Regions from separate parts of the Homo sapiens genome. Here region 1 is linked to region 2. The links are chromatin loops, found by intact Hi-C in ENCODE. Cell type or tissue: heart left ventricle. All regions are shown on one strand. Links, peaks and the distances in the headings refer to the core of each region. The heading gives the core; the rest is flanking DNA.

Region 1 (15,273 bases), core at 7,939-10,438, 56 kb after region 2:
AAAACAGCATGGTACTTGTACAAAAATAGACACATGGACCATTGGAACAGAATAGAAAACTCAGAAATAAAGCCACACACCTACAATCATCTGATCTTTTACAAGGCTGACAAAAGCAAGCAATGGGGAAAGCACTTCCTATTCAATAAATGTTGCTGGGATAACTGGCTAGCCATATGAAGAAGATTGAAGCTGGATCCCTACCTTTCACTATATTAAAAGATTAACTCAAAATAGATCAGGATTTAAATGTAAGACCTCAAACTATAAAAATCCTAGAGGACAACCAAGGAATTGTTGTTCTCCACATCAGCCTTGAGAAATAATTTTTGGCTAAGTCCCCAAAAGCAATTGCAACAAAAATAGACAAGTGGGACCTAATTATACTGAAGAATTTCTGCTCAGCAAAAGAAAGTATCAACAGAGTAAGCAGATAACCACAAAATGGGAGAAGATATTCACAAACTATAGATCTGACAAAGGCCTAATATACAGCATCTATAAGGAACTTAAATCAACAAGAATAAAACAACCCCATCAAAAATGGCAAAGGACATGAACACTTCTCAAAAGAAGACATACAAGTGGCAGCCAACAAACATGAAAAAGTGCTCAGCATCACTAATCATCACAGAGATGCAAAAATCAAAACCACAAGGAGATACCATCTCACACCAGTCAAAATGGCTTTTATTAAAAAGTCAAGAAAAACAACAGATGCTGGAAAGGCTGTGGAGAAAAGGGAACACTTACACACTGTTGGTAGGAATGTAAATTAGTTAAATCACTGTGGAAAGCAGTCTTAAGATTTCTCAAAGAACTTAAAACAGAGCTACCATTCATCCCAGTAATCCCATTACTGGGTATATACTCAAAGCAAAATAAATTATTCTGCCAAAGGACACACAAATGCTCTTATGTTCATTGCTGTGCTATCCACAGTAGCAAATATGTGGAATCTACCAAGGTGCCCATCAATGGTAGATTAAATAAAGAAAATGTGGTACATATACACCATGGAATACTACACAGTCATAAAAAAGAACGAAATCACGTGGGGCATGCTGGCTCACACCTGTAGTTCCAGCACTTTGGGAGGCCAAGGCGGGCAGATTACGAGGTCAGGAGTTCAAGGCCAGCCTGGCCAACATGGTGAAACCCCGTCTCTACTAAAAATACAAAAATTAGCTGGGCGCAGTGGCTCATGTCTGTAATCCTAGCACCTTGGGAGTCCAAGGTGGGTGGATTACGAGGTCAGGAGTCCGAGACCAGCCTGCAACATGGTAAAACTCCGGTTCTACTAAAAATACAAAAATTAGCCTGGCGTAGTGGTGCGCGCCTGTAATCCCAGCTACTCAGGAGGCTGAGGCAGGAGAATCGCCTGAACCCAGGAGGCAGAGGTTGCAGTGAGCTGAGATCACATCACTGCACTCCAGCCTGGGTGACAGAGCAAGACTCCATCTCAAAAAAAAAAAAAAAAAAAAAAAAAGAAGAAGAAGAATGAAATCATGTCCTTTGCACAAACATGGATGCAGCTGGAGGCTATAATTCTAAGCAAAGTAACACAGAAACAGAAAACCAAATACCACAAATACCACATGTTTTCACTTACAATTGAGCTAATCATTGAGCACACATAAACATGATATAGGAATAATAGAGAAAGCAGGCTACTACAGGGAGGAGGGAGAAGGGGTCGTGTGTTAAAAAAAAAAAAAACCACACCTATTAGGTACTATGCTCACTGTCTGGGTGATGGGAATCAGACCCCTAATCTCAGCATCATGCAAAATTTCTATGTAACAAACCTGCCAATGTACCCCTGTGTCTAAAATAAAAGTTGAAATTTAAAACCAAAAAAACACACATCAAGAATCCAGAAAAACAAAGTAAATGCCCATGACTGAATGACATCACTGGAGAATCCTATTAGACTTTTAAAGAACTACCACCAGCTTTGCAGACGCCTCTGCTATCGGGTGCCCTGTAGTATCAGCCATCGTCAACCCCGCCGTGTTCTTCGACATCGCCGTGGATGGCGGGCCCTTGGACCGCGTCTCCTTGGAGCTGTTTGCAGACAAGTTTCCAAAGACAGCAGGAAACTTTCATGCTCTGAGCACTGGAGAGAAAGGATTTGCTTATAAGGGTTCCTGCTTTCACAAAATTATTCCAGGTTTTATGTGTCAGGGTGGTGACTTCACACATCATAATGGCACTGGCAGCAAGTCAATCTATGGGGAGAAATTTGATGATGAGAACTTCATCCTAAAGCATACAGGTCCTGGCATCTTGCCCATGGCAAATGCTGAACCCAACACAAACGGTTCCCAGTTTTTTCATCTGCACTGCCAAGACTGAGTGGTTGGATGGCAAGCATGTGGTCTTCAGCAAGGTGAAAGTAGGCATGAATATTGTGGAGGCCATGGAGCGCTTTGGTCCAGGAGTGGCAAGACCAGCAAGAAGATCAGCATTGCTGACTGCAGACAACTCTAGTAAGTTTGACTTGTGTTTTATCTTAACCAACAGACCATTCCTTCTGTAGCTCAGGAGAGCACCCCTCCACCCCATTTGCTCTCAATATCCTAGAATGTTTGTGCTCTCGCTGCAGTTCCCTTTGGGTTCCATGTTTTCCTTGTTCCCTTCCATGCCTAGCTGGATTGCAGAGTTAAGTTTATGATTATGAAATAAAAACTAAATAACAACAAAAAAAGAACTACCACCAATTCTTCTTAAACTCTTCCAAAATATTGAAAAGGAGGGAACATTTTCAAACTCATTCTATAAGAGCAGCACCACCCTGATGCCAAAGTCAGAAAAAGATATGAGAAAGAAAACTACTGCAGGCCAATATCCCTGATGAACGTTGACATAAAAATCTTCAACAAAACATTAGCAAATGAAATCCAACAATATATTAAAAGGATTATATATTATGACTAAGTGGGATTTAGTTTGAACATGAAAATTCATCAATGTAATACATTACATTAACAGATTAATACAGAAAATCGTGACAAAATTTAATATTCTTTTATGATAACAACAAACTAAGAATAGAAATATTTTACTTCAACTTAATAGATGCCGTAGGTAAAAGGCCCACCGCTAGCATCATACTCAAAATGGCAAAAAGCTAAAACCATTTTCTCAAAAGCAGGAACAAAGTAAGGATCCCTGTTCTCACCACTTCTACTCAACATAATACTCAAAATCCTATTCAGAACAGTACGGCAAGAAAAAGAAATAAAAGCACCCAATAGGAAAAGAAGCAGCAAAATGTTCTTTGTTTGTAGACAACGTGATCTTGTATGTAGAAAACCCTAAAGGTATTACACACATTTCACACAAAACCTGTCAGAAGTAATAAATTTAGCAAAGTTGCAGAATTAAAATTTAACACAAAAAAAACAGTTAAAGTTCTATAAACTAACAATGAACAATCTAAAAGGAAATTTTTTTAAAAATTACATTTAAAATAGCATCAAAAAATTAAAATACCTAAAAATAATCTTAACCAAACTGAAAAATTTACATCCAAAACTGAAATATTGATAAGTTGGAAAAAGACAAATAAATGGCAAGATATTTTGTGTTCCTGCTTGGAAAGAATTCATGTTGTTAAAATGTTTATACTACCCAAAGTGATCTATAGATTCAATACAATCCCTATTAAAATCTCAACAGCGTTTTTTTTTTTTTTTTTTGCAGAAATTGCAAAAAATTTCAAAAATTAATCTGGGATTACTAAAGGCCCCAAATAGTCAAAACAATCTTGAGATAGAAAAACCTGGATGCCTCACACTTTCTGATTTCAAAACATTTAAAATCTGCAATATTTAAAACAGCATGATAATGACATTAAGACACATAAAGGCCAATGGAACAGCGTAGAGAGCCCTGAAATAAATCCTCATGTACACGATCAAATGATCCTCAATAAAAGTGTCAAGGCTACACAATGGGGAAAGGGTAGTCTCTTCAAAAAATGGTGCTGGAACGACTGGATGTTTACAGGCAGATAAATGAAACTGGGCCCTTATCTTACACTATATACAAAAATGAATTCAAAGTGGATTAAAGATCTAAAAATGAGAACTGAAGCTATAAGACTTCTAGAAGAGAACATGGGGGAAAAGTTTGAGCTATTGAATTTGGCAATGATTTCTTGGCTATGACGCCAACAGCACAGACAACAAAAGTGAAAATAGACAAATGGGACTACAGCAAATGGAACAACTTCTGCACAGCAAAGGAAGCAAACAAGTGAGTGAAAAAGCATGGGAGGAAATACTTGCAAACCATAAGTCTGATGGGGGGGTATTATCCAGAATATATAAAGGACTCCTATATCTTAACAAAAATAGAAACAATCCAGTTAAAAAAAAAAAGGAATTGGGCAAGCACTTCTCCAAATAAAATATAAAAATGGTCAATAAGTGTGTTGAAAGATACCCAACATCAGTAATAATTAGGGAAATGCAAATTAAAACCACAATGAGATATTGCTTCACACCTGTTAGAATGGCTGCCATCACTAAAACAAAAAATAACAAGTGGTAGTGAGAATGTGGAGAAATTAGAACACTTGTACACTGTTGGTGGGAATATAAAATGGTGTAGCTACTATAGGAAACTGTGGAGGTTATTTTAAAAGTTAGAAATAATATGTGATCCAGCAATATCACTTCTGGGTATCTAAAATATTTGAAAAAGGATCTCCAAGAGATACTTGCACATTGGTGTTCATGGCAGCACTATTCACAATAGCCAAGAGATGGAAACAACCTAAATGTTCATCAACAGATGAATAAAGAAAATGTATCATATACATATAATGAAATATTTTCAGTCTCACAAAAAGAAGGAAATAATGTCACATGCTTCTACATGGATCACCCTTGAACAAATTATGGTAATTGAAATAAGCCAGTCACAAAAGACAAACACTACATAATTCCACATATATGAAGTATCTAAAATAGTCAAACTCTTAGAAACATAAAGTAAAATGGTGGTTGCCAGGGGTTGGGGCAAGAGGTAAATGGGAGTTGCTTAATGGATATATAGTTTCAATTTTGCAGGATGAAAAAGTTCCAGAGTTCTGTTATACAATGTGTTTATATTAATACTACTGTATTGTGCACTTAAAAATCATTAAGTTGGTAACTTTTATGTTATGTGTTTTTGACCGCAATAAAAAAGTAATTCATATGTCTAGTACAATGCCTGTAAAGAGTAATAAAAATATAATTACTATAAAACTGATTATAATAATGATTTACCAATCAGAGTAAAAGTCACCAACTTAACCTTTCAGAAGAGGAAAGTGAGTTCCAGAACATTCAAGAAACTTCAATAATAGAGCTCAGACAGGGCTTAAGCCACCTGCCTTCCTACTCTATCCCTCTCGTTGTGAGGAAGATTTAAGCAGTATAGATGTTAATAAAAAAGATTGGAAGTTCTGAAGATCCATTCTTTTAATGAAACATTTATAGTTATTAGGAGCTTAACAAAGATTACCCACATGCCATAGATAGTTGAATTAACACTATCTATGTGTTAATAACACATATCAATGTGGCATTCATAAGTACCATAGTCCATATGATTATCTGGGTGGGGTAAAGAGTTTTAAAGCATGAAAGAAAAATGAAAGAAACACCAAAACAGTAGGAGCATTCTTCAAAGAGGTCTTTAATTCACAGATTTTTAAGTCTTTTCTCCAACAAATCATAAGGCAGAAATTTCACACTAGGGTGAAGAGAGAACACGGAGAAACAGCTAATAGCCTTAAAAAGAGACATTTTAATGAACTCTACAGATGTTATTAGAATTTTTAATTTAAGTGAAAAAAAGAAATTTTAAAAAGTGCCTGAAAATGTATGACAGAAAAAAATCATTTAAATTCACCCACAAGCTCCTGTTAAAATGCCCTCTTGTTAGACTCCATACCTCTCTCTGTAAGCCAAAAAGACAATCAGAAAAGCCAACTGTTTCCTGGCCTCCTTATTAGTATTTGCAGGAGTGGAAAGGGAACTCCCAAACTCTTCATGAGCTGGCAAGACTCCGATCTCTTCCTCTTTTCACACCCGATACTCACAGCCTCACCATTGCCATCTTTCTTGAGACCATGAAAACTCACCTTATTATACCCTTTCTCCTTGTTTATGTCACCAAAAGAAGCACAGTTCTCCCTGGTCAACTCTCCTCCCTGTTTGGCTCCACACAGTCATTATCTGCCCAAACCTCTGCCACATACATATTTAGTAACCCCTTTCCTTGCTTTATTTTTCTCCATAGCACTTATCAACAGCCACCTAATCATACATTTTGTCTACTTCTTCGGTTTGTTTTCCTTTCACACTAAAATCTAAGTTTTATGAGCTTGGAGATAGGTGTACATTTTGTTCAGGGCCATATATTCATCACCTAGAACAGTGCCAGGCACGTGGGAAGCATTCAATAACTATTTGGTAAATTTAAAAAATGTACTTGATAAATACACTTGGATAGTGTGCTAGAGATTTTGCTAGTGAGGCATTGAGGGAGAGGGGAGTGGAACTAGAGATGAATTGGTTAGGATCTCTGCCCTCAAAGAGTCTGCAGTCCAGGAGGAGAGAAGATTGTCATACAAGCTAGAGTTGAACAAGTGTTTTAAGAAGTGTAGTAAAGACTTCCAATGCTCCCCTCAGTCTGGTTCTCCTCTCTTTCCAGGCCAGTGCAACGATACCAATTTTCCATGCCCTTTGCCATTAAGCAGGGACATGTGACTCTTGTTCTGACCAAGGGGTTGTTAAGCCGAAGTGATGTGTGTCACATTTGGACCTAGGACTTAATTGTTAGTGCAAGAATCTCCAGTGTTGTCTTCTTGCACTGTTTACAACTGAAGAGATGGCATGTTCTAGATAGTGCAGCTTGAGGATGGAGAATCTTGCATCAGCCTGGATTGATGAGGGGCTGTGTGGAGACGGTTTCCCTGAACCTTCAGCAGGTTGTTTCACTAAAGAGAAATAAACTTTTGTTACATTATCTCAGCTTTTAAGTGATTGAGATTTGGGATAATTTGTTCCTTTAGCGTAATGTAGACTACCTTGATTAATATAAGGAGTATAGAAGATGTCATTTTTCCTGAAGTCAGAATTATAGCACATGTCTTGAAAAATGGTCTATTAGAGCAGAACATGTAAAATTAGGAACACCCTCCATGGCTTGGAAAACTGTGAAGACACCTCTCTAAGTTTAAAAGAAGAGGAAGGTTCTATGTTTTCTTGTACAGTTGGACGCTGTATTACTTTCTCCTCTGACTTCAGAATGGCAAATAGAGCCAGGAAAAGCTGGAATAAAAGTTGAGAAAATATACCCTTCATAATGGCAATCCATCTGGAAGGTCATGAATTGAAAAATAGTTCCTGAGCGTCTATTCTATGCCCACCATTAGGTTAGGCACAAAAGGAGATGCCAGCGAAGACACAGTTCTCACTCTGAAGGAGACTATGGTCGTTACTGTAAATAGCTGCCAAATTGTCTACTGCAATATCTGCAAGGATTGTAAGAATTTAAAGGAAAGGAAGATCTCTGAAGTTTGGAGGGATCTAGGAAGAATTCTTAGAGGTGAGGGTTTGAAGTTGGCCTTAAAGAATTGGCAGGATTTAACACTACTAGTTAATTGTAAAAATATATTTTTATGTATGTAATGTAATGTATTCTTATTAGACACAATGTGAATATCTATGTAGCCTATTCAATCTTTCAGCAATCCTGTAGACACTATCTCCATTTTACAGATAAGAAGACTGAGGCTTGGAGATGTTAAATAATTTATCCAAGCCACAGAGCTGGGATTTAAACCCAGGTTTATTTCCTGCCAAAGTAGATGCTCTTAATCCTTGAAGTTAATTGTGCTGAGATGGAAAGCTGAGGAGAGAGTCTTTGGGGATGAAGCATGCTTTGGAGTGAACCTTACTTGCTTTGCTCTCAGACATTTCAGGGCCCTGACTTTATTGATTTTTCAGCAGAAATTTGAATATTTTTTTCTTCTGGTTGTGCAGGAGGAGCTAGTTGGTCTTTAAATGGTCCCCAAAGTAATGAAGCTGCCCAGCTATTAGCTTTGCTGAGTGAGCCACCTCTTCATATTTCCCAGGTACAAAAACCCATTTCAACTCTTCACCTACACAGTTATGACAAGGAAAGTAAGTGGTGGGTGAAACTGGTCCCAGTTTATCCAGACAGCTGGTTTCTCTAAGGGGATCATCAGTGACCTTGTAGCAGAAAACCTAATATTGCCTGCTGGGATTCCAGTAGGACTCCAGCTACACAGTTTTATCTGTGGTGGGTGATTGAGCATTGTGGGTTCAGTTTGGGTCCTTGCAGGAATCATACAGCATGCTCAGAGGGCTGACTGAAGAGAATTTAATGAAGAAACTGTGTGTAAAGCTGAGGGTATCGTAAGGGAACCAACACAGAATAACGAGGCCCCAGGGATTAACAACGTCAAGAAGCCATTGACACGTCTAGGCAAATAAAGGGAACAGTAAGCTAAACCCAAGTGTGATAGACAGAAGAATGGCTCCTTGAAGATGTCTGTGCCGTAATCCTCAGGGTCTGTGAATATGCTGCCTTACATGGCAAAAGAGACTTTGCACATGTGATTAAGGTTGAGGACTTTCAGATAAGGACATTATCCTGAATTATGCAGATGGGCCTAATTTAATCACTTAAGTCATTAAAGGAAAAGAACGTTTCCCTGCTATGGCCAGAGATGTGATGAAGAAAGAAAGGCCAGAGAGAGGCAACGTTGTTGGCTTTGAAGATGGAAGAAAGGGGCCATGAGCCAAGGAACATGGGCAGACCCAACAAGCTGAGAATGGTAAAGCAGAATTCTCAAGAGCCTCCAGTTCAGAGTGCAGCCTTGCCAACAGTTTGATTTCAGTCCATCAAGACTTCTGTCAGACATCTGACCTACAGAACTGTAAGATAATACATTTATATTGTTTTAAGCCACCAAGTTTGTGCTAATTTGTTTCAGTAGCAACAGAAAACTAAAACAACAAGTAAGAGAGGCTACCTATAAGAGCTGTGGGCCCACATAAGGAAATGCCGCCACTGCCCAGCTATATTCCAGCAGTTAGGGAGGGAAATAAATGCTCTGACCTCTCTTTTTTCCCCTGCCCTGGCAGTGTTTCCCATTAGCTGAACCCATTAGCCAAAAGCTATAGGGCAAAACAGCCTAGATGATGCAATTCCTAAAGTTTAGTCCTCTAGAGTACAGAGCAGGGTAGAAAAGGGCAGAGATGGATTTATAGGGGCAAATAAAAAACAACCAGCATAGATGCTGAACTTAAGGATGGAGGTTTTAAATGGTTGTGTTTCATTTGATTTCACTCATTATCATAGAAGAGAGGAAGTGAAAGGAAGCATCGCCATAACTGCTTTCAGGCAGGGGATTGGATTAGTTCAATATATTTTCATTGTTATAGCTAGGGAGTAAATATGTAAATTTATTAATACAAATCAATCAGTCCAATCAATCATTCAACAAGTCTGCTTGAAAGACTTCCTATTTATTAGGTATCAAGAAATAAGTGGGGGTGAATGAAGTAGGTTACAAGAATGTATACACAGCCTTTGCTCTGTAGGAATTTTAAATATGCAGAATAGGGATGGAGCTGCAGTAGCATGGAGAGGCAGACATGTACAGCCAGCCATAGTTTATCTGTCAGGGCCATATGCTTGTATCTGTGAGGAAATATGGAATGAGGTAAAGCACAAGGGAGATGGGGGTCGGGGGAAGCATTCATAGAGAAGTGGTACTTAAGTTGGGCTTTGAAATACGGGTAGGATTTTCTAGCCTCAAAAAGGGAAAGGACATCCAAAGTGCCCAAAATGGCATGAGCAGAGGAAAGGCCAAAACCTTGGCATTCAGGGAACAGTGAGAAGTTTTGTCTTGCTGGAATATAGGATGCTTGGGGCATGTGTTACAGGAGTGGCATGATAGGATCAGTTGTCTTATAAAGGGTTTTGAATGTCGTGTGTATGTGCGTGTGTCAGTGTGTGGTGTTAGCACAGAAAAAAATGTGGTTTAGTACAGGAAAATAGTTGGCATGACCTGTAGAAGTAATGTGTTTATTACAAATACACTTTTTAAACAAAAATCAGCAAAATGTGTGAAACAGGTCATTGCTTCTGTAATATAAACATTTCTATCTCTCCAAGACAATTCTTGTCTCCTGCCCTCACATACCCCACTCCATCCATTTATTTATAGAATTTTATACACCAAAATAAAATTCTAGACGAAAATGCTGAGAGAACCACAAACTCTGTATTCCCTGAAGGCAAACACATGGCAGAGATGACTTCTTTGCCTCAGATGGTTCTTGTCCTCTTTCTCTTTATACCCCCTTTTCTCCTGGACTGTGCCTGCACGAAGACAGACAGACAGACACACACACACATACACAAACACACGCGGAGGTCAACTCTGAAAGTGCTCTCCTGATTGCAGGAAAATGACCAATGTCTCTCTCTGCACCTCTCAGAAAATACTATGCTGCCTATGGGGCCATTTGGCTGGTTGACTACATCAATGATTTCCAGCGTCCTGTTCAATATCATTCAGATGTGGCCATTGGCCTCAAAAAATGTACCTTGTCTTACTCAAGAAAAACAGCACTTCTATTTCAGAGGCTATTTAGGAGGAAGAAATGGAAATGCTTTCTTCCTCCAAGACCATCAGAAAAACTGGCCGGGCCTTCCTTGACATGAATCACACAGTTGCATATGTTTTTTTTTCCTGGGATCAAACCCTTTCTGTATTGCAAGTGGGCTGGATAGTGCATGAAAAGAGATGGCTTTTATTATTATAGACATTCTATTTAATTACACTGCAACTGTCTTCAGTAGAATACACTGGAATGCTGTGGTAACAACATACATCTTTTCCAAGAACCTCAGTGGTTGAGCAAACATGAGGAAAGCAATACTAAATCAGAGAGAAAGATCCAGCCTGGGATTCAAGAAGCCTTGGGCTCTTGTGAAAGTTGGTTTCACTTTTCTGTACCCAAGTCTTTCATTCACAAAATAAGAGGCTGAGGAAAAGATTTTAAAGAGACAATTAGGAGAGTGTGCTGGTTAAAAACAGCTAAAAATAATGGCTTAAATCCAGCTCTGCCACCTGCTAGCCATGTGATCCTGGGTGTGGCACATTGGTTTATTGTTTCTTCTATAAAGACGATAAAAATGGTGCCTAGCTATGGGGAGGGGTGAATTAGAAAATGGACATAAAGTGCTCTGAGTAGTGTGTATGTGGTCATGCGTGTGTGTAGGCTTGCGTGGAGGCAAAGAAAAGTTAGGACTCTGTGGGGCAGTGACAGAGCCTCTTTGTGGTCACTTAGGAATCATTGAATTGGAGTTTGAATGCTGTCCCTTGGAAGAGGGTAGTGGGCTACAGCTGCCACAGCTCTGTTGCATATTTTACCCAGTTACTTCTAGTAAAGAAATTCTTCAACAAATAGGATAGGAAATACATCCAAATCCAAAAATGGCGATAAAAAGTGACTTGGCAGGGGAAACCAATGAAGTATCAAATAATAGTGTTCACATCACAGTGAGCAAATGCTTGCTGAATGCAGGAATGAAATAGTTTCTGGTTGGAAAGGAACACTCATTACCACTGACTTGGCTTCACCTTGTATTAATTTGAGAAATCAGTGGTGAATGATGTAACCTGTCATCCTTTTCTAACCTCTTTCCTTTGGAATTGGAGAATGAGATGAGCTTAACCAACGTCTCATCAAGAGGCTGTGAAATAAGCAATACAATGAAGAGGAATTAAAGTACTGCAGACCATATCTCCTAAGACTTGTAGGAAATGATTCACAGTTCTGGTGGTGGAATTCTTACAGAACACATGGGTGGGGAGGGGAAAAAATAATCCATCCAACTGCATGCTGGCTTTTCTCAAGGTAAAGTCATTGATTATGCTGGGTTCATAACTTTCCCCCTAAAGAATGAGGCAGTCGGATAGCGTGGACATCAAGTCAGGATGTGACTGGGGGCTAGAGAGGGATAGTTTTCCCTTATGGACTGAGAAAAATGAACTTGCCAAAAAAAAAATCTAAACTGGGAAATAGATATCTCCATTCCCTCTTTTCTGTCAAATTATCTCATGACCAGAAATCATTTAAATACTTTCCCCATCCCTGAAATGTAGGCCAATTACAAAGTTAGATGTTCATCTCCTTCATGCATACGAAATGTGGCTCTTTCATCAGGAGAGGTCCATTAGTATGTGTCTACAGCCCTGAGTTTTATCATTATCATCACTATAATGGCCTTCCTGCCTGTTCAGAGTTTAGTGCCTATTGAAACAATTTTCAGTACCTTGAAATTCCCTGCCTTTAACCCAGTATTACAAAAGGTCTTCCTCAACTTGACAATGAATGGTGATTAAATTCACATGTATGGAGGTGGCCCAGAACATGGTTGGACCATCACACAAGAATAACAATACTTTGGTTTGTGGTCACTGATTCAGCTTTATAATGCTAAAATCCTTTGAGGTTTTATTTCTATACATACTTGAGATCATCATAAGGCTTGCCTATATTCATTTATCATCTATCGGCTCACTTAAGTCATCCTAACAAATGTTTATACTATTGCTTCACTTTTCTCCTGATCTTAGAGAAGACTGGGACATGCATTTAATGTTTCAACACATTCCTCAGTTACCACTGTGATGGAGTGTTCTTGGAAGCCTCTCCATTTTTTTTTTCCCCATCTCAAGGCCTTGGCTGCCTTCCAAGGGATGTACCTTTTGAGACAACCATTACCAGTTCTGGGTTAGGTCCTCCTCATCTCTACCACCTTACAGGTCTAATTCCTTCTGCCTCTAATCCAAATAAGGTTGCTGGCCATATCTGTCTAAATAATATTAAGATTACTTTGGAATTGTGCTTTACATATTTCAGACCACTTTTCCTGAGAACTTTGATACCTAATAGTTTTACCAGCTTTGTCTTAAGGCGGGGAAAGGGCTGGTGAGTGAATATTTTCTAACTGGAAGTTATTTCTTGGGGCAGACTGTGGAGCTGGTTTACCCTGCTTGTCTTCAATAATAGCAAAGATGCTGGGCAGACACAGTTTGGGATCTGTTTATAGCCAAGATGATATATTAGTCTTTTCAGAGCACATATGGTCTGGTTTTCAAGTGTATCTTGAGGAATCATCTTTTTTTTTTAATTGAAAAACAGTATACTGATACATCTGCATTTATAAAAGGTAGTATAAACAGATACTTCTTTTAGTGTATTGGGATCCAATAACCATCTCCATCTCACATTTTTGGAGACCCTAAGGTATCTCCCTTGTTTATTCTTACATGCCTTAGAGAATCAGTATTGTTACTTCATAAATCTGTATCACACTTGCTAAAAGTCCTTCTGCCACTCTCACAGTACTGGACGAAAGTTCTTGTATTATTAGTACTCATAATATTTGCAATAAAAAACATGATATTGAGCAAACAAAAATTCTTTGCATTTTTAAGAAAATTCTTCCTAAACACACAATGCTGTTCCATTGCTATTAATCTAAATGAACTGCACGTGTTCTCCCAGTTTAAATTTACTGTTCATTCAGAAACGCCATTGTAAGTCCTGGATGCCTCAGCCCGTCTTCTGAGGGGAGTTACGCTTATTTTTTTTTTTTTGTCTTTTTTTTTTTTTTCCTTTTTCTGGAGAATGGGGTCTCGCTATATTGCCCAGGCAGGTCTTCCACTTCTGGGCTCAAGCTGTCCTCCCGCCTCTTGCCTCCCTGAGAGCTGGGATTACAGGCGTGAGCCACCACACCCGGCTGCCTCAGCCCATCTTCTGGATTGTTTTTCTTATTGGAGACTGATTGCTGGATGCAGCAACCCTCTGAATTAGGTCTGAGCAGGATATATAAGTACTGAGATCATAAAGCACACTACAAAAGTCCTTAGGGCATTTCTTACTGAGATTACTCATGCTCTGTGGACCATTTTCTCCAGGAGTTCCTTGAGATGGGTTTTGGTGTTGGAGGAAATCCTAAAGATATGGTGCTCTACGAAGGCTGCAATATTAGAAGGCCATTGGGATTCAGGGGAAAGCGGAAATCACTATTTTAGTAGCCCTCTCCCTGCTAAAACTCAATTATCTAATTATATGAAATTCTATGAAATATAAATTTACTTCAGTATTCTATTTCTGCAGTGCTAAATATTTTGGATTGACCATAAATATTCAGAATCATACCAAATTACTCTTGTTGAGGAATTCAGATCAATTAATTTATCTGCTCTGTGAAACTTTTCTCCTTAACCTTTGCTCTCCAAAATTCTGTCCCAAGCTAAGCTAATCTGGTTTTTCTTTTTAGAAATCTGGAATTGGTACTGCTGGGCTTTGGAGCTGGAAGCTTATCCTGGGCAGGGACAATCACTTTCTGCCAATTATACAAAAAAGAACAAAAATCCGGTTGGCACAGAGAGAAAAGAATATATATAATGCAAAAATCATACATGAGGATCAAACGGTCTTGAAGAGATGGAGATAGTTACTTAAGTCCTGACCTTCTACTCCTGGTTCACTTATCACATAAGATACATCTGTACTTCCCCATAAATTTCCATTGAGACGTACTTTAATGTGAGCAGTGTTATGTTCCTTGGAAAAAATTGAGCTAGCTCAGGGTAAGAAAACAACCTATTTCCTCCTGCACTGAAGCAGTAGATATAGCTGCAGAAGAACACACAAATAATGTGATTGATTGATTGATATCCATTTATATTTACAACCACAATTTTTAAATTTCCATAGGTTATTGGGGAACAGGCAGTTTTTGGTTACATGAGTAAGCTCTTTAGTGGTGATTTGTGAGATTTTGGTGCACACATCACCTAAGCAGTATACACTGCACCCAATTTGTAGTCTTTTATCCCTCACCCCTTTCCCACCCTTTCTCACTGAGTCCCCAAAGTCCACTGTGTCATTCTTATGCCTTTGCATTCTCCTAGCTTAGCTCCCACTTATGAACGAGAACATACGATGTTTGGTTTTCCATTGCTGTGTTATTTCACTTAGAATAATAATCTCCGATCCCATCCAGGTCGCTGTGAGTGCTATTCATTCCTTTTTACGGCTAAGTGGTATTCCATCATGTATATATATATATACACCACAGTTTCTTTATCCATTTGTTGATTGATGGGCATTTGGGTTGGTTCCATGTTTTTTCAACTGTGAATTGTGCTGC
Region 2 (15,273 bases), core at 5,933-8,432:
CCCTGTGTTTGAAATCAACCCTCTTGGCAGCCTCTGCACTGGGCGGTAGCAGCATTACAAAGAGAAGGGGGAAAAGGCCATAAAATGAACTGACTGTTGGAAATTTAGTGATATGGCTACAAAGAATCAGGCAGGAGAGCCAGACCTGTAACAGCTGCTCCAGTCTTAAGAGTCTCAGCTCTGGAGGCAGCCAGCTCCCAACACATCATACACTATGGCAGATGCCGACTGCAGCAGGAGCATTAGTGGTTATTAGAATGGGGATAAGGTTTGAAATTGTGTTTGGGCCAGTGTGTGAAGGAATGACTGTTCTCTTCCATTCAACCACTAGGGAAGTTAGAAACATCTAATCTAGGAAGGGGTGAGTTTCTTTCCTTAACTCTGCAAATGGTCTCTTCTCTCATATGATTCTCAGGTCCTTGGGCCTTGAAAAGTTTAATCAGCACACTTCTCTCCCTAGTATCTACTTCTACCATAGTCGAGGCTACCCTGTTTTCATTGCTAGGCTCCTATAGTCTTCTGATTGTCATGCTGTCTCGGGTCGAGATTCCTGAGAAAAAAACCATTGAGATGGAGATTTGTATGCAGAAAGATTACTGAGGACTGCTTCAGGAGTCACTAATGATGAGGAGTGAGGGTAGCAGGATCGGGCAGGAGGAGAACTGAAACTGTGATGCAGTTGCCATGAGACCTCAGCTGATCCCACAGGGAGCTCTGGAGCTCAGATAGCCCTTTAGAGCCACCTCAAATAAAGCCTTTGTAGCAATGCTGATTAGTCATCTGATGCCAGCTGTCTCCAGGGAGGGACATAGCCTCCCTGTGGCAGCTTCCTTACGCCAAGGGCTAGTCTCAAAAAGGGATTTAACTGTGAGTTGTCAGCAACCAACAGTTCTGTAGCTGGGGAGATGTGCCTCAGTCCTGAAGTGGGGACCTGGGATACACATCACGGTGTCTACTATCTACGCATCACGGTATCTACAAATGTGGACTGCTCCCCATTTGCTCTTGTGCCCTCACTGTCTGTTCTCTCTCCTGTATTCTGAATTATCTTTCCAAAATGCAGTTGAATATGCTTTCCTTCTGCTGATAAAGTCATCAATGATTTCTTATTGCCTCAAGGTAAAGATCCAAATCTTAAGAGCTTTGCAAGAACTGAATCAGTATGACTCTGCCTGGATTTCAGCCTCTTCTATCTCTATCTCTCTTAGTGTGTCTCTACACTTAGGCAAGGGCTACTGTGCATGCAGTTCTCACTCTCTGCCATGCCTTTCTCCCCCTCTCTCCCATGGTAGAGGTTTTCTTTTTCTTTTTCTTTTTGTCATCCAGTGTTCCACTCCTCTTCCTGGTTTTGGGAAATCCTATTATGTGACTCAAAAGGAGGGAAGCCTATCTCTTGGGCACCTGACCTAGGTTTGTACAGCTGGGAGTTTCCACTCCAGGCTTTGTATCTTGACTTAGTGACAAAAAGCCAAAGGGACAATGGGACTTAATTACTGACCTCAGCAGCCACATCATGGAGCAGGAGTGGCTATGTGCTTGGGAGCAAGTCCAGGAGAGTTTCTGCTGCCAGCTTCTCTTGATTCCTGACATTTTCTGAGTTTATTCCTCCCTCCGGTCTTCCTGTAATTTGGTGCATCACCCAGTATCTTCCTTATTCATTCCTATTTTGGTACACTTTTGCTTTATTATTCATATTTTTGACATCAACTCATGAATAACTTACTTAGGGAAGCTTTCAATGGTGCCCCTATCCAGTGTAGGTCAATTTCCCTCTCATATCACCAAGTTCTCTTCCTCCTGAACACTTATGTATCAGTTTGTAATCAAACATTAATGGAAGTGATTATTTGATTAATGTCTATCTTTCCAATTAAATTTTGAATCTTCTGAGAGCAAGACTGTGTTTATTTTTGTTCACCTTTTTTTCCACCTGTCTAGCACAGGGTCTAAAACTAATATCCAAGCACACATTTTGATTAAATAAAAGAATAATGACAGTCAATAGGAATTGGCTGGCTATAATTTTTTTAAAATGAGGAAGATATGAATATTGAGGAGAAAAGATGTATTATTTTCCTGGAGGACTGAGAAAGCACCATCTTTGTTAGGCACTGTCTTCATGCACTTGTCAATAATTTTCTGTGTTTCTTCTCTTTCTCCCTTTTGTGACCTGTCCTAATGACATAATTGATTGCCTCTCTTACACTCTGATCCTTATCACATTTTAGAAGGGCTGAAAAATTCCAGCTTCACATTTTTTGGATCTGGGTTTTCCCACTCTTTAGACACAACTTTGCTTTGCTTTCCTTCTTACCCTTAATTGAACCCTTTAAAGAACTACTGATGAAATCAATAGGCAGCCTATGCGTGGAACCAGATTCTTTTACAGAGACTTCATTAGATTGCCCTGGAGAACTGCAGTGACAAAGATACTCCTTCAGTAGAAAGAGCATTAAATGAGAGTAGCTCCTGATTGTTCCTTTTTTTTTGGGTTTCTACCAAGCCTCCCATTTCCAACTTCTGGGCTCAAACTTATTGTCCTTTCCATTTGATCCTTGCTAGGAGTTTGGTTTTCAGATGGCCTTGGGAGGTCTGAGGCCAGAGATGGATAAATGCTATAATGATAGCTGTCCATTACCACACAGCCACCAGGATGTTTGTGGGGAGGATGAGCAGGGTTGAGTTTCACAATCTGGAGGCCACTTCAAATAGCATGACCCAGCTTTCTCCCACATCAGAGCACACGGGCTTCCAATGTGTTCTCTTTGCACAGAACTCCTTGTTATCTCTGGTCCATGGGTCCAGGGCCAACTTGGAAAAGGGATCCACTGACTTCCTCTGTCAACCTCCCCACCTCTTCCCAGGGCCAAGATACCAACACCCAGAGCTAGTCCTTATGGTGGCATCAGTGAACAGGGAGATTATCCATAGGGAAAGGTAGTTTTTGCTCAAGAAGACAGCTTTCTCTTATCAGAAACCACTGGTCAAAGAGAAGGGAACAGAGGGAGTATCCGACGGGCTCCAGAGCTGTGTTAGGCAGTTTTACACAGGTTGTTACTGGATTCTCACATTATCCTTGACAAATAGGTAGAATTATGACTACTTTATAGATTAAAATATTGAGGTTCAGAAAGGGCAAGTGACCAGGCCACAATCACACAACGTTAAAGTAGCAGAGCAATGATTAAAATTGAAGATTGATTCAAAGTCTGGGCTTTTCCCATCCTTCCAAGTTGTCATGCTGAAAGGGCACTATGGAACACAGAATTCCTGTGCCTGCTAAGAACTCAGCCTGGAGGAGACTTCTGCTTGCATGCAGTGCTAATCTCTCTTATCTATGGATGCTGCTTGGCATTGGTCTGCTGGCACTGCTGCACCCCATATGTCTTGGGATGTCTATATTCAGAACATTTTTCTGGGTATCCTATTTTTGATTGGCATGGTATCTAAAGCAGACAGGATGGTGTTGTGAAAATTGAAGGGAGCTTGCTTAAGAGTTAGAAAGTCCAAGATTTAGATTCCAGTTCTGTCATTTACTAGTTGTGCGATTATGGGAAGTTGCTTTACTTCTCTAAGCTGCATCCTCAAAATGGAAATCCTATTACCTTTGTGGCAGAATTTACTTTGTAATAAAGTCACGCTTCCTTATTTTCTTTAAGTTAATTTATAATATATCAGATTCTAAGCTCCCTTTTACCTGGCGCATGAAAAAAGTTTTCCTCAGACATCATAAGGGCTTCCCCTGTTAGGGTTGCGTAAGACTTATGTGTGGAAGACATACATTTGTGGTATGTGCAAAATGGAGGATGGGATTGGAGGGTTGAGTAAGGATTCCTGTACCAGCTAGGTATTCATAAAACCACCAGTATGTTCTGTTCTGTGATAAATTGTGGCGGGGGCTGGGGGGAGAGGAGAAGAGAGAGAGAAAAACACAGAGTCAGTCCCTAAAGCTGAGGAGGCAGATAAAGTTACAATCAAGTGTGATGAATATTATTATAGGGGAAGCACATGGGGTAACTATACTAGTCTGGTGGGGAGGTGGTATCAAGAAAACTTCTTAGAGGAAATATCATTTCAGCCAAAAGCCTGATTACGTCAAAGCAAGGCAGCAGTGAGGAAGAGTGTTTCAGGCAGAGGGAACAGCATGTGCAAAAGACAAAGTATAGCCCTGTTTCAAGAACTGAAAGAGGTTCATTGAGACTGGCACAGACAGCCAGAGGGAGGGAGGCATGAGATGGAGTTGGGCAGTTGGGACCAAATAGTTTGTCTGGTGTGGTCTTGTTATCAAGGCTCACAGGCTTCCCTTGAAGGATTTACACAACAACCTTATCTAAAGGAAACATTTATAAAGCAGAAGGAAAAATGCCCCACATGAGATTAATTGTTATAATTCATGTATATATTTGTTTCTTTAAAATGTTTTTGAACACTTTGTGTCAGACACATTTCTGTAGGAATCATCTCATTTAAACATCACAGTGACTTAATGAAATAAGCACCATTATCATGCTTAATGTATAGAGCAGAAAGTTAAAGCTTAGTGAGGTCAAGTAACTTGCCCAAGATCATACTGTTCATAAATTATGAAACCCTAATTTAAATCTAGGTATTCTCATTCCAGAGCTCTCATTTTTACCTTCAAATTTTCAAATAGCTGATCACATAAGTTGCCTGTTAGCAGAAAGCAGGATCCTAGGAATGTATACAGAAGATAAACATGTTTTGATGGTGAGAGGAAGCTAGTTTTGGAGAGCTGTATTAGAGAAAAGTGAGTGCCTCTAAAAGGAGCAATTATGATACTGATATGTGTATGTGTGTGTGTGCACGCACATATATGTGCCAGGGTGAGGTGAGTGATATAGTAGGTTGAGATCCTCAACCAACATTTTTCAAACTGCTCTGCAAAGATTTCTAATCTCACATCTGTTAAGACATATTTTTATGAAAAAAAGAGGTCTGTAGTCAAGTAAGTCTAGAAGAATCTTGGAGAATAAGATTAAATTTCTTTACCGAAGAATTTCTCAGTTCGTTTAATATACTATGTAATATATGACACTTTAAGAGGGGATTAGCATTTTTCAAAGGTAATTAATACCAGCACCTATTATTATTTGCACATTTATTAAGTAATAATGCCATGGATAACACAGGTTGAGCATACTGTTCTAAACAATCTTTGTAAATTTTATGATTTCACATTAGTGAAATTGATTATAGTAGTTAGTACAGATGACCTTACATATCTTTGGGTTCCATATCCACAGATTCAACTAACAATGGATTGAAAATATAAAACAATATATATATTACATATATATATACATAAATATATATAACAATAAATATAGTATTACAACAATTTACATAGTATTTACATTGTATTAGGTATTATAAGTAATCTTGAGATGGTTTAAAGTATACAGGAGGATGTGCATAGGTTATATGCAAATACTGTACGATTTAAATCAGAGACTTGAACATCTACAGATTTTGCTATGAGGGCAGTGTGTCCTGGAACAAATCCCCTGCAGATACAGAGGGATGACCGTATAATTCTGTGAATAACTTTTGATAAACATCTTCTAGAGGGATATTTTCTTTGAGACACAGGGATATTTTTGTTGACTTGTTCATTTTAATAGGAAAGGATCTTTATTACTGCTTTAGGGCAATATTTGTGCCCTTATGCCAATCTGAGCCTAAGGGAAAAGCACTTGCTTCTCCAGATACATTTGAACGGTTGTAGATTAATCAGACCGTCACTATTTTATTACAATGTATTTGCAGAGGTGAATGAATTTGACACAGGAAGGCTCCAAATTAGACTTTAAATCCAGGATCCAGAACCTCTTGTCCCACAACATAAAGTCTTTTGTGTCAGAAAGGCTTATCCAGGTTGTAAAGTTGAACAGAATGAGGAGTGGAGTGAAAATCTGGCTTTTCGAATTAGCAACAGCACAGAATGGAAATACAAACAGAACAAGAGGGGAAGGAGAATTTACTGAATTGTAATTTCCTTTTAAAATGTGTTCGGAGGGGCCTTCACTTTTACCACAATGTTCATCCATTAAGCTTTCTCTTTTTAGCAGTAAGCATTGATTTGTGAAAAGAATGGCTCCTGCTGGAAGATGAGAAATTCGTTTAAAAAAGAAAACTCTATGTCTTCTAGTTTATGGTTTCTTTTTTAAAAAAATCAAAAAGAAGAAATTGCCAACTTAATTTTGCGTGTTTTCACTGGGATTTGTTTTTCAAATTCTTGGACTGTTTCCATTGATAGAAACAATTTCGATGCATATGGTTTGGCAGGGAAATAAGATTTTTTTGATCCCCAATAATTGTTTTCTTTAATGTTTCAAATTCAAAAACAAAACAAAACAAAAATTCCAAAAGATAAAAACTTGCTAAAGTTTGAATGTTTAACTCTTCTAAATTCATCCTTAAGAATCATGCCAATGATACGGAAACAACCTTCATATGATTTTCAAATGGATCAGAAGGAAGAACCTTCACCAAGTGGAGTAGAGTGCACCTGGTTCCATTTTTTGAGATAGGGGCACAGGTACATCTGTAGATACTTGTTCCCAGTGACTCAGGGTGGCTGTGGTAGGAAGGAGGAAATGCCTTAAAAGACACATAGTTCTTGTAAAATACAGGTAAAGAGAGCTACTCAGTCCACCTTGCCTCAATCAAACAGTAATCTTGTGACATAAGTGTTTCCATAATCTCCATTTTATAGGTGAGAAAACAGAGGCTCAGAGAGTTAAACTGACTTGTCCAAGTTCACAGATTGGGCAATAGAACTAACACTTAAATCGAACTGTATTAGGGTTCTCCAGAGAAACAGGACCAATAGAAAGTATATGTATAGAAAGAGATTTAGTACAAGAAATTGGCGAGGTGGCTGGCACGATCCATGGAGAGGAAGGAAGAGCAGTGTGGTGTGACAGCCCACCTGAGAGCCACACAGGGCAGGGAAGCCCCCACTCCCCAGCCAAGGGAGGCGGTGAGTGAATGTGCTACCCAGCCTGGGAAACGGTGCTTTTTCCATGGAACTGTGCAACCCATGAATCAGAAGATCCCACTCACGAACCCACATCACCAGGGCCTAGGGTTTCAACCCTGGAGCTGAGCAGATTCTCAACAGCCTCTCAGCTTCCTGCTTAAGCCTGCTGAGCTCCTGGGGGGAGGGGTGACCAGCACCACAGCTGTGGCTGCCTGCTGTCTAAGCCTTTTGAGCTCCTTGAGGGAGGGACAGCAGCCAGCTCTGGGACTCTTAACTGCCTAACACAGCTCCCTGGCTGGGGGAAGGGTGGCATCCATCTCCATAGCTCCAGGCTGTGCTTTTCCCCTGCTGGAGCCAGGGAGGCTGGACGTCTTGGCCCCTAGAGGTGTCCCCCACCATTCAAACACACGGGCTGTGGCAGACTGCAGGCAGAACATCTCTTCAGGCCTGACCCTGATCCATCCTTTCTCACTGGGTGGGGTTTCCCTGCAGGAACTCCAACAACTTCAGCCAGAGACTCAGGGACCCAACCCAGATCTTCCTGAGCCTGAGCCCCTAGTGAGAGGGGTGGCCGCAGTCTCTGCGGACCAGCAGACTTACCCTTTCTTCCTGGTAGTTCTGAGGAATCCAGGCAGCCCAGATGAGTGGGTTTCCCCCCAGCAAAGCACACCCCCTCCACCAAGGTGTCATCAAAGTGCTTTGTTAAATGGGTCCTCTTTTCTGTGCCACCCAACTGGGTGAGACCCTCCAACGGGGGTTGTGAGACACCCTATACAGGAGCGATCCTACTGGCATCAGTTTGGTGCCCCTCAAATTCAGAGATCCCAAAAGAAGAAGCAGGCACCCATCTTTCTTGTTCTCCAGCCTCCTGAAGTGACATCTCCAGGCACAGGAGGGAACCCCCTGCAAACCATGGCAGCCTTACAGAAGAGGGACCTGACGCATTGAAAGAAAAACAAAGTGACAACAATAGCATCAACAATAAAAAAAGTCCCCACAAAACTCCATCCAAGGGTCAGCAGCTTCAATGATTGAAATGAGACAAACTCAAGATGAGAACGAGTCAATGAAAAAACGCTGAAAACCCAAAAGGCCAGAGTGCCTCTTCCCCTCCAAATGATTGCAAAGCCTCTCCAGCAAGGACACAGAACTGGATGGAGGATGAGATGAATGAATTGACAGAAGTAGGCTTCAGAAGGTGGGTAATAAAATACTCTCCTGAGCTAAAGGAGCATGTTCTAACCCAATGCAAAGAACCTAAGACCTTGATAAAGGTTAGAGGAGCTGCTAACTAGAATAACCAGTTTGGAGAGGAACATAAATGACCTGATGGAGCTGAAAAACACAGCACGAGAACTTTGTGAAGTATACACAAGTATCAATAGCCAAATCCACCAAGCAGAAGAAAGGATATCAGAGTTTGAAGACTACCTTGCTGAATTAAGGCATGCAGACAAGATTAGAGGAAAAAGAATAAAAGAAATGAACAAAGCCTCCAAGAAATACGGGACTTCATAAAAAGACCGAACCTGTAATTGACTGGAGTACCTGAAGGAGATGAGGAGAATGAAAAGAAGCTGGAAAACGCACTTCAGGAGAACTTCCTCAACCTAGCAAGACAGGCCAACATTCAAATTCGGGAAATACAGAAAACACTGCTAAGATACTTCACGAGAGGATCAACCACAAGACACATAATCATCAGATTCTCCAAGGTCGAAATGAAGGAAAAAATGTTAAGGGCAGTCAGAAAGAAAGGCCAAGTCACCTACAATGGGAAGCCCATCAGACGAACAGTGGACCTCTCAGCAGAAAGCGAAAAACAAAAACAAAAACAAAACAAAACAAAAAAAACAGGGTTGCAATCCTAGTCTCTGACAAAATGGAATTTAAATGAACAAAGATCAAAAAAGACAAAGAAGGGCTTACGTAATGGTAAAGGGATCAATTCAACAAGAACTAACTATCCTAAATGTATACGCACCCAGTATAGGAGCACGCGGATTCATAAAACAAGTTCTTAGAGACATACACAGAGACTTAGACTCCCACACAGTAATAGTGGGAGACTTTAACACCCCAATGTCAATATTAGATCAATGAGACAAAAAATTAACAAGGATATTCAGGACTTGAACTCAGCTTTGGATCAGGTAGACTTGGTAGACAGCTACAGAACTCTCTACCCCAAATCACCAAAATATACATTCTTCTCAGTGCCACATGGCACTTATTCTAAAATCGACCACATAATTGGATTTAAAACACTCCTCAGCAGATGCAAAAAACTGAAATCATGACAGTCTCTCAGACCACAGTGCAATCAAATTAGAACTCAGGATTAAGAAACTAACTCAAACCACACAATTACATGGAAATTGAACAACTTGCTCCTGAATGATTCCATGGTAAATAATGAAATTAAGGCAGAAATCAGTAAGTTATTTGAAACCAATGAGAACAAAGAGACAATGTACCAGAATCTCTGGGACAGAGCTAAAGCAGTGTTAAGAGGGAAATTTACAGCACTAAAATACCCACATCAGAAACTAGAGAGATCTTAAACTGACACCCTAACATCACAATTAAAAGAGCTAGAAAGGCAAGAGCAAACTAATGCAAAAGCTGGCAGAAGATTAGAAATAACTCAGATAAGAACAGAATTGAAGGAGATAGAGACACAAAAAACTCTCCAAAAAAATCAATGAATCCAAGAGCCAGTTTATTGAAAAAAATTAACGAAACGGACCACCAGCTAGACTAATAAAAGAATCAAATAGAAACAATAAAAAATGATAAAGGGGATATCACAACTGACCCCACAGAAATACAAACTATCATCAGAGAACACTATAAATACTTCTATGCAAATAAACTAGAAAATCTAGAAGAAATGAATAAATTCCTGGACGCACACACCCTCCCAAGACTAAATCAGGAAGAAGTCGAATCCCTGAAGAGACCAACAACAAGTTCTGAAATTGAGGCAGTAATTAATAGCCTACCAACCAAAAAAAGCCCAGGACCAGACAGATTCACAGCCAAATTCTACCAGAAATACAAAGAGGAGCTAGTACCATTCCTCCTGAAACTATTCAAAACAATTGAAAATGAGGGACTCCTTTCTAACTCATTTTATGAAACCATCATCATCCTGATACCAAAAATGGGCACAGACAAAAAAAAAAATTTTGGGGCCAATATCCCTGATGGACATTGATGTGAAAATCCTCAATAAAATACTGGCAAACCAAATCCAGCAGCACATCGAAAAACTTATCTCCCATGATCAAGTCAGCTTCATTCCTGGATGCAAGGCTGGTTCAACATAGCAAATCAGTAAACGTAATACATCATATAAACAGAACCGAAGACAAAAACCACATGATTATCTCAATAGATGCCGTAAAGGCCTTTGATAAAATTCAAAATCTTTTCATGTTAAAAACTCTCAGTAAACTAGGTATTGATGGAACATATCTCAAAATAACAAGAGCTATTTATGACAAACCCACAATGGGCAAAAGCTGGAAGCATTCCCTTTGAAAACCAGTACAAGACAAGGATGCCCTCTTTCACCACTCCTATTCAACATAGTGGTTCAACCTGGAGGTTCTGGCCAGGACAATTAGGCAAGAGAAAGAAAAAAAGGTATTCAAATGGGAAGAGAGGAAGTCAAATTATCTCTATTTGCAGATGACATGACTTTGTATTTAGAAAACCCCAACATCTCAGCCCCAAAACTTCTTAAGCTGATAAGCAACTTCAGCAAAGTTTCAGGATACAGAATCAATGTGCAAAAATCACAAGCATTCCTTTACACGGACAACAGACAAGCAGAGAGCCAAATCATGAATAAACTCCCATTCACAATTGCTACAAAGAATAAAATACCTAGGAATACAGTTATCAAGGGAAGTGGAGGACCTCTTCAAGAAGGACTACAAACCACTGCTCAAGGAAATAAGATAGAACACAAACAAATGGAAAAAAATTGCATCCTCATGGATAGGAAGAATCAATATCGTGAAAATGGCCATATTGCCCAAAATAGTGTAAAGATTCGCTGCTACTCCCATCAAACTACCACTGACATTCTTCACAGAATTAGCAAAAACTACTTTAAATTTCATATGGAATCACAGAAGACACTGTATAGCCAAGACAATTTTAAGCAAAAGACAAAACAAACAAAAAACAAAGCTGGGGGCATCACTCTCTCTGACTTCAAACTATGCTACAAGGCTACAGCAAGCAAAGCAGCATGCCCAGCATGATACTGGTACCAAAAAAGACATATAGACCAATGGAACAGGACAGAGACCTCAGAAACAACGCCACACATCTACAACCATCTGATCTTCAGCAAACCTGACAACAATGAGCAATGGGGAAAGGATCTCCTATTTAATAAATGGTGCTGGGAAAACTGGCTAGCCATATGCACAAAACTGAAATTGGACCCCTTCCTTATACCTTATACAAATATTATTAACTCAAGATGGATTAAAGACTTAAATGTAAAACCCCAAACCATAAAAACCCTAGAAGAAAACCTAGACAATACAATTCAGGACATAGGCATGGGCAAAGATTTCATGACAAAACCACCAAAAGCAATTGCAACAAACGCAAAAGTTGATAAATGGGATCTAACTAAACTAAAGAGCTTCTGTACAGCAAAAGATACTATCATTAGAATGAACAGGCAACCTACAGAATGAGAAAATTTTGCAATCTACCCATCTGACAAAGGTCTAATATCCAGAGTCTACAAGGGACTTAAATTTACAAGAGAAAAACAACCCGGCCAAAAAACGTGAAAAAAAGCTCAATATAATGGATTATTAGAGAAATGCAGAGAAAAACCACAATAAGATACCATGTCACGCCAGTCAGAATGGCAATTTTTAAAAAGTCAAGAAACTAATAGATGTTGGCAAGGCTGTGGAGAAATAGGAACGCTTTTACCCCATTGGTGGGAATGTAAACTAGTTCAACGATTGTGAAAAACAGTATGGCGATTCCTCAAAGATCTAGAACCAGAAATACCATTTGACCCAGCAATTCCATTACTGGGTACATACCCAAAGGAATATAAATCTTTATAAAGACACATGCACATGTATGTCTATGGCAGCACTATTTACAATAGCAAAGACATGGAACCAATCCAAATGCCCATTAATGATAGACTGGATAAAGAAAATGTGGTACATATACACCGTGAAATACTATGCAGCCATAAAAAGGAATGAGATCATGTTTTTTGCAGGGACATGGATGAAGCTGGAAGCCATCGTCCTCAGCAAAGTAACACAGGAACAGAAAATCAAACACTGAATGTTCTCACTCATAAGTGGGATATGAACAATGAGAACATATGGACACAGGGAGGGGAACAACACACACCCAGGCATGTTAGAGGGTGGAGGGACAAGGGGAAAGAACTTAGAGGATGGGTTAATAGGTGCAGCAAACCACAAAGGTACACGTATGCCTTTGTAAAAAATCTACATGTTCTGCACATGTATCCCGGAACTTAAAAACAAAAAACAAACAAAAAAGAAATTGGGTCACATTGTTGTAGAGACTGACAAGGGTCAGGATTTGCAATTGGCAAGCTGAAGACCCAGGAGGGCCAATGTTTAGTTCTTGTCTGAATCCAAAGGCCTAAGAACCAGGAGAGCTGATGATGTAAGTTCCAGCAGGCTTGAGATCCAGGAAAAGCCCATGTTTTAGTCCAAGTTCTAAAGTCCAGAAAAAACCAATGTCCTAGCACAATAGCCAGGCAGTGGGAATTTCCTCTGACAAAACCGTTTTGTTCTCTTTTGGTCTTTAGTTGATTGGATGAGGCCCATTCACATTAGAAAGAGCAATCTGCTTTATTGAGTCTACTGATTCATAAGGTAATCTCATTCAGAAACATCCTGACAGACAAACCCACAATTCTGTTTGGCTAAATATCTGGGTATCCTACGGCTCAGCTAAGTTGATACATAAAATTAACCACCACACAGGTCTTCTGAGTCTAAATTCCAGGTTCTGTTGGTTTAATTACAATATTAAATCCCCTTTCTGAATCCATTTTTGAAGCTGCTCTTGTCCATGCTCTTGTTATGTACATATTTCTTCAACAGTTTTACCTATCGTAGTTCATGATGTTTGTATGCATGACTCTGTCGATCAAGTCTTTCTCTTCACAAAGTTTTATGTTCATATTGATCCTTTACAGATAAATAAAACTAAAGGGCTTGCTTCCCCTGGCCACCCCCCACCCCCGCCCCCCGCCCCGAGTCTTGCTCTGTCACCTAGGCTGGAGTGCAGTGGCGCAATTTCGGCTCACTGCAACCTCCACCTCCCAGGTTCAAGTGATTCTCTTGCCACAGCCTCCTGAGTAGCTGGGATTACAGTTGCACATCACCACGCCTGGCTAATTTTTTTTTGTATTTTTAGTAGAGATGGGGTTTCACCATATTGACCAGGCTGGTCTTGAACTCCTGACCTTGGGTGATCCACCCGCCTTGGCCTCCCAAAGTACTGGGATTACAGGCTTGAGCCACAGAGCCCGGCCAGACTTAAGGACTTTTTGTTTGGTTGTTTTGGTCTTTTTTTACCCGCCGCCCCTCAATGGGACACTTGGCCATGTTTGCAAAACATTTTTGGCTGTAAAAACTGAAGTGGGAGGGTACTTCTGGCATGTAGTGGGAAGAGGGTAAGGATGTGGCTAAACATCTTGCAATGCATAGAATTGCTTCCCACAGCAAAGAATTAGATAACCTCCAATGTCAATTATGTCAAGGTTCAGAAACTCTGCTCTAGTGTAAGTGTCCTTAGGGTTCACTGTGGCTTTTGGGACATCTGTACATACCATGAAAACATATGCAAACTTATATATATTTAGCATGTACTTTTTTTTTTTCTGTGGAGAGTCATGGCTTTCTTCAGATTATGACAGCTTCATGCCTTCCACGGTAGGTGTGGTATCTTGATACCTAATATCAAGCTTCTTCTCTTGTCCCTTCCTGCACTGTAGAAACTTGATGGTTAGAAACTATCTGTATAGTTATTGTAATGGATATAAATTTAGTTCTCCCAAGTATATGCTTTAGGTTTATAAAGCTGAAGTGAGGCACGGACCATATTTCTGCTGTTTTGGTTGTTTTCTGCCGGTATAACATTGGATTTTCAATATTACCTTTCCAGGGACCACTCAAGAGCATCATGGGTGGTAAGAGGCAGTATGGTGGCAGTGGCAATGAAGGCCTTGGTATTGTAATATTAGATCACCATTGCAAGAGTATGTTCATGAAGACCACAGTTCCAGAAGCAGCCTTCTTATTCCCTACCTTCCTGTTAGAGGTGGGGATAACAGCTCCCTTGATGAATCATTGAATAGTTTTCTAGGAGTCATTTCTGGAGGCTCAGCCTAGAACCTGTTCCTCCAAACTCTCTAAAATTTTGAAAGGACCTAGTTCCCCATATTGAATCTCATTCACTTAAAATACTAAATCAGGTGTCTGTTTCTCATAACTGGATCTTGCCGATGCACTTCTGAAAAGTTGAGAATTGCTAATTTGCTGGACTGCTGGCCTAATGGGGTTGCTGATTCTTTTTTCATCTATCTAGATGGCAAGTTTTCCTGGCTTTCTAAGTCAGAGAGCTGTTCAGAAATGTTTGACCTGGAATATTACAGTAAGCTTGTCATTGTAGAGAATTAGAAAACACCCAGTGCAAAACAGACATTACTTATATAGAACTGTTTACTGGATATGCAAGAAATATTAAAAGGTTAACAGTGAAAAGGGCCTTAGAGACTGTCTAGTCAATTTGTTTTGCAACAGTAGAAATTCATGGAACATTTCGGGTTATCACAATCACTGGGGAGTGCTAGTGGCATTTAGTGTCCAGAGGACATGGGTACTAAATACCCTGCCATGTGCTGGACAGACTTACATCATAAACAACTGTTCCTTGCCTGCCAATGTCCATAGCACTCACATTGAAAAATGTCAGCCCAATCTCCTAATCTCCTTGTTTTCCCAAAGAAGCAAGTTGAGCACAGAACAATGAAACAATTTCCCTAAGGTCATAAAACGCGTAGAGCTAAGACCGAAACCCAAATTCTCTGACTCCCAGGGCAGAGGTTTGCACTCACCACAGTAGGAGAGGCTGTCCGATGTCACCAAGTCACCTAGGGAGATAAGAGATAAGCCCAGAAATCAAATTAAGAAGAGTTGCTGGGAGCAGGTTGGATAGTCAGTCAATGT

What was found. A loop is a pair of places that touch in the nucleus more often than their neighbours do. Peaks named below come from ENCODE experiments on the same cell type or tissue, not always from the same donor. Only the 100,000 strongest peaks of a DNase experiment are listed, where the experiment ranks them.
Region 1: a loop joins it to region 2, with 4 times the contacts of the local background. A loop is called at or near these places in 1 of 110 quality-filtered maps.

The regions. Positions count from the first base shown.
Region 1 is chr9:7,595,882-7,611,154 of GRCh38, forward strand. It overlaps the pseudogene PPIAP33. Among named protein-coding and RNA genes, the nearest start is that of DMAC1, 200 kb to the right of the region's middle. In heart left ventricle, for the core only: no CTCF peak of the experiment used is centred there; no DNase peak of the experiment used is centred there.
Region 2 is chr9:7,542,196-7,557,468 of GRCh38, forward strand. It overlaps the pseudogene PPIAP33. Among named protein-coding and RNA genes, the nearest start is that of DMAC1, 250 kb to the right of the region's middle. RefSeq lists an enhancer at 6,761-7,356. In heart left ventricle, for the core only: no CTCF peak of the experiment used is centred there; a DNase peak (open chromatin) is centred at 7,216.